Regions from separate parts of the Homo sapiens genome. Here region 2 is linked to region 1. A link is an interaction called in ENCODE POLR2A ChIA-PET data of the cell type or tissue named here. Cell type or tissue: Panc1. All regions are shown on one strand. Links, peaks and the distances in the headings refer to the core of each region. The heading gives the core; the rest is flanking DNA.

Region 1 (4,396 bases), core at 150-4,149:
GTACATATATACCATGGAACACTACACAGCCATGAAAAAGAACAAAATAATGTCCTTTGCAGCAACATGGATGGAGCTAGAGGCCATTATCCTAAGCAAACTAACAAAGGAAAAGAAAACCAAATCCAGCATGTTCTCACTTATAAGTGTGAGCAAAACACTGAGTACACGTGAACACAAAGAGGAGAACAATACACACAGGGGCCCACCTGAGGGTGGAGAGTGGGAAGAGGGTGAGGATGGAAAAACAACCTAGCAGGCATCATGCTTATTACCTGGGTAATGAAATAATCTATACAGCACACCCCAGTGACATGATATTTACCTACATAACAAACCTGTACATGTACCTCTGAACCTAAAATAAAAGTTGAAAACAAAAAAAAGAAGAAGAAATTCTCAAAAGGTTAGGCAATGAACACGTAGGTATGGGACTTTGGGAATACTGACGGTGTTTATTTCTAAAGTCATTAGGCCATTGTCCTTGGGTTCACTTCATAATAATCCATTATTCTGTGCATTTAAATGTATTTTTTGTATGTATTCTATATTACACACATTTTAAAAGGTTTAGAAACTTTTTTTTTTTTGAAACAGAGTCTTGCTCTGTCACCCAGGCTAGAGTGCAGTGGTGCGATCTCAGCTCACTGCAACCTCCACCTCCTGGGTTCAAGCCATTCTCCTGCCTCAGCCTCCCAAGTAGTTGGGACTAAACGTGCCCGCCACCATGCCTGGCTAATTTTGTATTTTTAGTAGAGACAGGATTTCACCATGTTGGCCAGGATGATCTCAATCTCTTGACCTCATGATCCCCCCACCTCAGCCTCCCAAAGTGCTGGGATTACAGGCATGAGCCACCGTGCCCTGCCTTGAAGCATTTTTAAAAGAAAATGATTCATACTATATGTTTTTATGAAAGTACATACTGACAATAACAGTACTAACCTGTATGGTACAATAAAAATATTAAACTTTAAGATGCATAACAAATGCAATTGTGTCTCAGGATCTAGGTCTTCAGCTATTTGCAGTAATCTTTTTTGGTTTTTTTGTTTGTTTGTTTGTTTTGAGACGGAGTCTCACTCTGTCGCCCAGGCTGGAGTGCAGTGGCACGATCTGGGCTCACTGCAACCTCTGCCTCCCAGGTTCAAGCGATTCTCTTGCCTCAGCCTCCCGAGTAGCTGAGACTACAGGCGCACACCACCATGCCCAGCTAATTTTTGTATTTTTTTTAGTAGAGACGGGGTTTCACCATATTGGCCAGGCTGATCTTGAACTCCTGACCTCATGATCCACCTGCTTCGGCCTCCCAAAGTGCTGGGATTACAGGCGTGAGCCACCACACCCGGCCACAATAATCTTTAATGATTTTTTGAACAGTGAACTTCTATGTCATGATTTAACCAATAAACTAAATTTAAAATGAAAAAAAAAGATAAAAATGGGCTGGGTACAGTGGCTTATGCCTGTAATCCTAGCACTTTGGGAAGCCAAGGTGGGAGGATCACTTGAAGCCAGCAGTTCAACACCAGCCTAGGCAACGAAGCAAGACCTCAACTCTATAAAAAAAATTTATTTTAATTAAAATTACAATTACAAAAAGATAAAAATGGTACACCTGAATGGCGCACTTACCATGGACGAGGCTTACAGGAACGGAAGTTGCCCTGGATGAGTCAATGAGTGAGTGAGTGGTGAGTGAATGTGAAGGCCTAGGGCATTACTGTACACTGCTGTGGACTTGATAAACATTGTACACGTAGGCTATGCTAAATGTGTAACAAGTATTTTTCTTTCTTCAGTAATAAATTAAGGAATGACACAGAGAAGATCAGCATGGCCCCTGTGCAAGGATGACATGTGAATTAATCTGTTCTCACATTGCTGTAAAGAAATACCCGAGAGTGGGTAATTTATAAAGGAAAGAAGTTTAACTGACTCACAGTTCAGCATGGCTGGGGAGACCTTAGAAAAGAAACACAATCGTGGCAGAAGGCAAAGGAAAAGCAGGGCACCTTCTTCACAAGGCAGCAGGAAGGAGAAGTGAGTGCAAGCAGGGGAAATGCTAGACATGTATAAAACCATCAGATCTCGGCAGGGCGCGGTGGCTCATACCTATAATCCTAGCACTTTGGGAGGCCGAGGCGGGCAGATCACCTGAGGTCAGGAGTTCAAGACCAGCCTGGCCAACATGGGGAAACCCCGTCTCTACTAAAAATACAAAAATTAGCCGGGCAAGGTGGCAGGTGCCTGTAATCCCAGCTACTCAGGGGGCTGAGGCAGGAGAATCACTTGAACCCAGGAGGCAGAGGTTGCAGTGAGCCGAGATCATGCCATTGCACTCCAGCCTGGGCTACAGAGCAAGACTCTGTCGCAAAAAAAAAAAAAAAAAAATCAGATCTCATGACAACTCACTCACTATCACAATAACAGCATGGGGGAAATTGCCCCTGTGATCCAATCACTTCCCGCTGGGTCCCTCCTATGACATGTGGGGATTATGGGGATTACAATTCAAGATGAGATTTGGGTGGGGACACAGCCAAACCATATCAACATGTAAATTCATGCAGTGTTCCATATTTTAAAAGAATATTATTATAATAAATTAATTATAAATTATATAATAATATTATAATAAATTAACCTTAGCTTACTGTAACTCTCTTATTTTATAAACTTTTTAATTTGTTTTAACTTTTTGACTCTTTTACAAAACAGCTTAAAACACAAACGCATTTTACAGCTTTACAAAATTATTTTCTTTCTTTGTATCCTTATTCTATAAACTTTTTTCTATTTTAAAAATTTTTTTATTTTTTTTTACTTTAAAAATTTGTTGTTACAAACTAAGACACATACATATACATTAGCCTACACAGGTTCAGGATCATCAAGATGTGACTGGGTGATAGGAATTTTCCAGCTCCATTATACTCTTATGGGACACAGCAAATATACCATTGCTGTATATTTGGTTCATAGTTGACTGAAACTGGTACGTGACTGTCTGTACTTAGCCTTAAAATTCCTTCCTTCCTTCCTTCTTCCCTCCCTCCTTCCCTCCCTCCTTCCCTTCCCTTCCTTCCCCTTCCTTCCTTCCTTCCTTCTTTTCTTTCTTTCTTTCTTTCTTTTGACAAGAGTCTCACTCTGTTGCCTAGGCTAGAGTGCAGTGGCGCAATCTCAGCTCACTGCAACCTCTGCCTCCCATGTTCAAGTGATTCTCCTGCCTCAGCCTCCCCAGTAGCTCCTGCTTCAGCTTCCCCAGCACAATTTTGTATTTTTAGTAGACACAGGGTTTCACCATGTTGGCCAGGCTGGTCTCAAACTCCTGACCTCAAGTGATCCACCTGCCTCAGCCTCCCAAAGTGCTGGGATTACAGGCATGAGCCAATACACTGGGCCTTAAAATTCTTTTTCAATTAAATTATTGGTTAAAAGAAAGAAATAGAAGCAGAGGGCCATTCTGTGTGTGTTGAAGGTTGTTTGAAGCCCTTCTCTCTCCCTCTCATCCTTCCCTCTTGTCCCTTTCCTTCCTCCTCCTTCTCCCTCTCTTCCCCTTCCTTCTCACTTCCCCTCCCTCTTCTCCCTCTCCCCTTCCGCTTCCCCTTCCTTCTCTCTTCCCCCTCATGCCCACTCCTCCTCCCCCACCCGCTTTCCCTCCCTCTTTCTTCCTCCTCCCTCTCCCCCTTCCCTTCCCCCTCACTCTCTCCCACTGTGTCACCCCATCCCTAGGGCAAAGCATGGCCAGGAGGTGTGGGCTGTAAAGCACACATTACCTAGAAGCTATATTATTTCCCAGAGAAAAGAGAGCTTCTGTGGCTTTGCCCACCAGATTTCCAATAAAAGGATTCATCTTAGACCAGCATGATTGCAGCTAATGGAGAGCTTGCCAGCTTCTAACTTTGCCTTTCACTGAGGATCCATGTGGGCGTGTTCGGCTGTGACTGCTAGGATAAAGATCAGTTACAGAAATAGCTTTGGAGCTGTTAGGATGATGACTCTTTTTTACGGCAGACCATTAACAACTACATCAAATTACCCATGTGAATTATGAGGTGTAGTAGGGTGCCCGACCTTCCGCTCATTATGTGGGACCCAGTAGTTATTGCAGGTCAAATCATGCATAATTGCCAAGGGCATTTTTACGTGAACTTTGCCAGTCATTTCTTGATGCGGTCCCTTAAGATTATATTACCATATTTGTATTTTACCTTTTCTGTTTAGATACGTTTGGAGACATAAATACTTCCTATTGTGCTGCAATTGCCTGCAGTACTCAGTACTTGCTGTACAGGTCCGTAGCCTGGGAGCAATGGGCTCTACCACTTAGCCTAGGTATGTGGTAGGCCGATACCATCTAGGTTTGCGTAAATGCACTCTATATGTTTCCAAA
Region 2 (4,396 bases), core at 314-4,313, 200 kb after region 1:
CACACCTGCATTTGGTAAATGCGTGCACGTGCGCACACACACACACACACGCACACACACACCACACACGCGCATGCGAGCACACAGGGCCCAGAGACAGACAACATCCAGCTTTGGGATAGTCATGAACAGTCATGGGTAGATTACTCGTGGATTAGTAAAAGTCTTAAGTCCAAATTTTAGCCTTAATAAATGGTCCTGGCATTTAATCACTTGATATATAATAATTAGCCTGATAAGCAGAGTTTTAGCTCTAAGATGCTTATAAAAAGGGAAAAATCAAAATATGTCTCTAAATTTTCTAAAAATACTTTGCTAACAGTTGATGCTTTTTTTATTTTTTCTTTCTTTTTTTGAGACGGAGTCTTGCTCTGTCACCCACACTGGAGGCTGCAGTGCAGTGGCACAATCTTGGCTCACTGCAGCCTCCATCTCTCGGGTTCAAGCAATTCTCCTGCCTCAACCTCCCAAGTGGCTGGGACCACAGGCATGTGCCACCACACCTGGCTAATTTTTGTATTTTTAGTAGAGATGGGGTTTCACCATGTTGGTCAGGCTGACCTCAAACTCCTGACCTCAAGTGATCCACATGCCTCAGCCTTCCAAAGTGCTGGGATTACAGGCGTGAGCCACCACACACAGCCAAGCTGACATTTCTATGATGTATACAGTTGTGTTTTCCAATATGGTAGTCACTAGCCACACATGACTACTTAAATTAATTGAAATCAAACAAACTTAACTTCTCAGTTGCGCTAGACCCATTTCAAATGCTCCATGGCCACATGCAGCCCTGGGCATTGTGTGGACAGCTCACATAAAGATCATTCCCATCCCTGCAGAAAAGTTCCATTGGAACACAATGGGCAAGGTGGGAAAACCTCTTAATGACTGAAAATATACAGTTTCCAAGTGGAGACTTTAGTTTTTGGTGGTGGGTTGAAAGCAGAACTCAGAAATACAACAGTTGCCCCACAGTCATAATTTTCAGGAAGAAAATACTAAGTGAGAATATGATAGAACAAATGAAAGAAAGGATTACCTCCAAATTATTTATGCTTTCCATCCCCAGAATGCCAACTTAATTCCTACAGACATTTATTTATTAAGCAACACTATATTCACAGCACTATGCTAAATTCTGGGGGCTGGAAGAGTAGAAGGGGAGGAAGAGAGAAGAAAGAGGAGAAGATGAAACGTCCATCCTCCAAGGGCTCACTAGCTAGTAGGAAGACAGAGACACCATTCAAATGGAAGCACCAGCCAGGTCAATGGGAAAGAGGCCAGGGACAGTTTCTCCAGCACGCAGGCCTCTGGGGGATGGTCTTCAGTGAGGCTGCAATCACCCGAGAGGATGCTGAGGCTGGCTGGGGTAAGCCTGAGAGGGAAGGCCTTCCACCTGGAGCAGCTGGTGACGGTTAAACAGAAAGCACGTCCTAGACCTACAGACACGTAGACACGTGGACACAGATCACAAACACATAGGGGATGTGTGATGTTGTCTGAGGGGACACTAAAGGTGTGACAGAAGTGTCAATCAAAGCTACAGCGGAGGAGCCAGAGGCTGGAAAAGCCAGAAGATCCAATGGGAGGGGTTCAAGAATGAAGGTGTGCCAGAGGAAAAAGTAGGAGAAAAAGCTTACCTGCAGTTAAAGAAAGGCACATTTTAAATAACTGCCCATTATATTGGCAAATGTTAAAAATTATAAAGTTGAGTTTTACTAGAAGAAAGTCCTGGAGATGGATGGTGGTGACAGGTGCACAACATTAGCAATGTTTTCAATGCCGCGAACTATACACTTAAAACGGCACAGATGGTAAGTCTTATGTGTATTTTACTATAATAAACATTTCGAGGAAAAAAAAAGGTACAAAGTTGAATGTTGGCAAGAGTGCTGGAAAACACGTGACTCTGCCTTGCCAGTGGTCAGGTAAATGGAGTCAACGTCAGTGGAGGGCAACTTGGCAGCATGAACTAAAAGCCTTAAAAAGTAGCTGTTAGGCTGGGCTTGGTGGCTCACACCTGTAATCCTAGCACTTTGGGAGGCTGAGGCAGGCAGATCACGAGGTCAGGAGATTGAGACCTGGCTAACACGGTGAAACCCTGTCTCTACTAAAAATATAAAAATTAGCACGTGCCTGTAGTCCTAGCTACACAGGAGGCTGAGGCAGGAGAATCACTTGAACCCGGGAGGCAGAGGTTGCAGTGAGTCGAGATCATGACACTGCACTCCAGCCTGGGCGACAGAGCAAGACTCTGTCTCAAAAAAAAAAAAAAAAAAAAAAAGAGTAGCTGTTAAAAAGAATAACTGGCCAGGCATGGTGGCTCACACTTGTAATCCCGGCACTTTGGGAAGCCGAGGCTGGCAGATCACCTGAGGTTAGAAGTTCAAGACCAGCATGGCCAAAATGGAGAAACCCTGTCTCTACTAAAAATACAAAAATTAGCTGGGTGTGGTGGCAGGCGCCTGTAGTCCTAGCTACTCAGGAGGCTGAGACAGGAGAATGGCTTGAACCTGGGAGGCGGAGGTTGCAGTGAGCCCAGACTGTTCGCTCGCTGTCTGGGTGACAGAGCGAGACTCCATCTTAAAAAAAAAAAAAAAAAAAAAAAAAACAGAAAAGAGAGAAAATCTTTTTCCTCCACCTCTGTCCTCAGTTCCCCTCCCCAGAGATAGCCCCTCCTGACGGTTTTTAGGCATCCTTCCTGTTTAACAGGTGCATGTTTTTATGGCCAATATAGGTCAATACTGTACATTCATAACATATACAATAAAATCCCAGTGGAATGCACAGAAGAGGAGAGGTAAGAATTCACTTCTTGAAGAATTCTGGCCCAGATGCTTAAGTCAGCATTTTTGAAGGGGTGTTTTCAGAACATGTGGTTCAAACTTAACAGAGAAGTGGTGTGGAAAAGATCCTGAGCTGTTTTCTCAGTTAACATCCCCGAGTCACCGCGTGATTTTAAGGTGGGAGGATCACTTGAGCCCAGGAATTCAAGACCAGTCTGGGCAACATGGTAAAACCCTATCTCTAGAAAAAATACAAAAATTAGCTGGGCAGAGTGGTGTACTCCTGTAGTCCCAGCTACTCGGGGGTGCTGAAGTGGGAGGATCACCTGAGCCCAGGAGGTAGAAGCTACAATGAGCTGTGTTTGCACCACTACACTCCAGCCTGGGTGACAAAGTAAGACCCTGTCTCAAAAAAACAAACAAACAAACAAACAAACAAAAAAAGAAAGTTATCTACTACTTCTGTGCCTCAGTGTAGCCACTTGCAAGGTGGGCACCAGCATCCTCTACTTCCAAAGCAGGGCCACCGTGTTCTATAATTAATATTGATGAAATATTAATAATCTGATGAAAATGAGAGGAATTTTGGTGAGCTCCCCAGCTAAGGCATGTGTAATTGCAGTCTGATGAATGTTCTATTTAAAGACGTACTCCTGGACCAGGCGCAGCGGCTCACACCTGTAATCCCAGCACTTTGGGAGGCTAAGGCAGGCATCCGATTGAGCTCAGGAGTTTGAGACTACCCTAGGCAACACAGCAAAACCCCATTTCTACTAAAAATCCAAAAATTAGCCAGGTGTGGTGGTGCATGCCTGTAATCCTATCCACTCAAGAGGCTGAGGCATGAGAATCACTTGAACTGGGGAGGGAGAGGTTGCAGTGAGCCAAGATTGTGCCATCGTACTCCAGCCTGGGCAACAGAATGAGACTCTGTCTCAAAAATAAATAAAAATAAATAAATAGAAGTGTACTCCTTATATTTCAACCCAATAGTTATTTAGCATTTATAGATCATACTATCATTGCTGAGTACTTTATAAACATTTGGCTAAATTGTCCCTTATAACAGCCATATCTGGCTGGGCGTGGTGGCTCACACCTGTAATCCTAGCACTTTGGGAGGCCTAGGTGGGAGGATTGCTTGAGCCCAGGAGTTTGAGACCAGCCTGGGCAACATCTCTACTAAAAATAAAAATTAAAAAAAATCAGCCAGGCATGGTGCCATATCCCTGTAGTCCCAGCTACTTGGGAGGCTGAGGTGGGAGGATCACTTAAGCCTTCGAGATCGAGACTACAGTGACCCACGATATCACCACTGCACTCCAGCCTGGGCAAGACAGCGAGACTTGGTCTCAAAATGAAACAAAGAAACCAACCCAGCCACAACCTCAATTAAGGTGGGGAGAGAGAAGGCCTGCAGAAAGTTGGAAGCGTTCCTGCCAAGAGCATGGCTGAGAAGTGGACACACGCATAACAATGTCTACTTGGATTGGCTCTCTCCCCACTGTCTCCCCACCGTCTCCCCTGCACCCCACCACTTCTATCCCTGAGCTCCCTTAGCCCTTCAGACAACCCTGGCCAGGCTCTGGGCCATGTGCACATGCAGC

Evidence for each region. ChIA-PET counts read pairs that join two places held together with the same protein. Peaks named below come from ENCODE experiments on the same cell type or tissue, not always from the same donor. Only the 100,000 strongest peaks of a DNase experiment are listed, where the experiment ranks them.
Region 2: POLR2A ChIA-PET joins it to region 1 with 13 read pairs; 4 of 35 experiments call an interaction of 5 or more read pairs at or near these places.

Annotation. Positions count from the first base shown.
Region 1 is chr6:158,923,958-158,928,353 of GRCh38, reverse strand. It overlaps the pseudogene RNU6-293P. Among named protein-coding and RNA genes, the nearest start is that of LINC02901, 56 kb to the right of the region's middle. In Panc1, for the core only: no CTCF peak of the experiment used is centred there; a DNase peak (open chromatin) is centred at 1,703.
Region 2 is chr6:158,720,981-158,725,376 of GRCh38, reverse strand. All of the region lies in intron 10 of SYTL3 (synaptotagmin like 3), which reads right to left. Among named protein-coding and RNA genes, the nearest start is that of MIR3918, 42 kb to the left of the region's middle. RefSeq lists enhancers at 4,264-4,363, 4,116-4,396. In Panc1, for the core only: no CTCF peak of the experiment used is centred there; no DNase peak of the experiment used is centred there.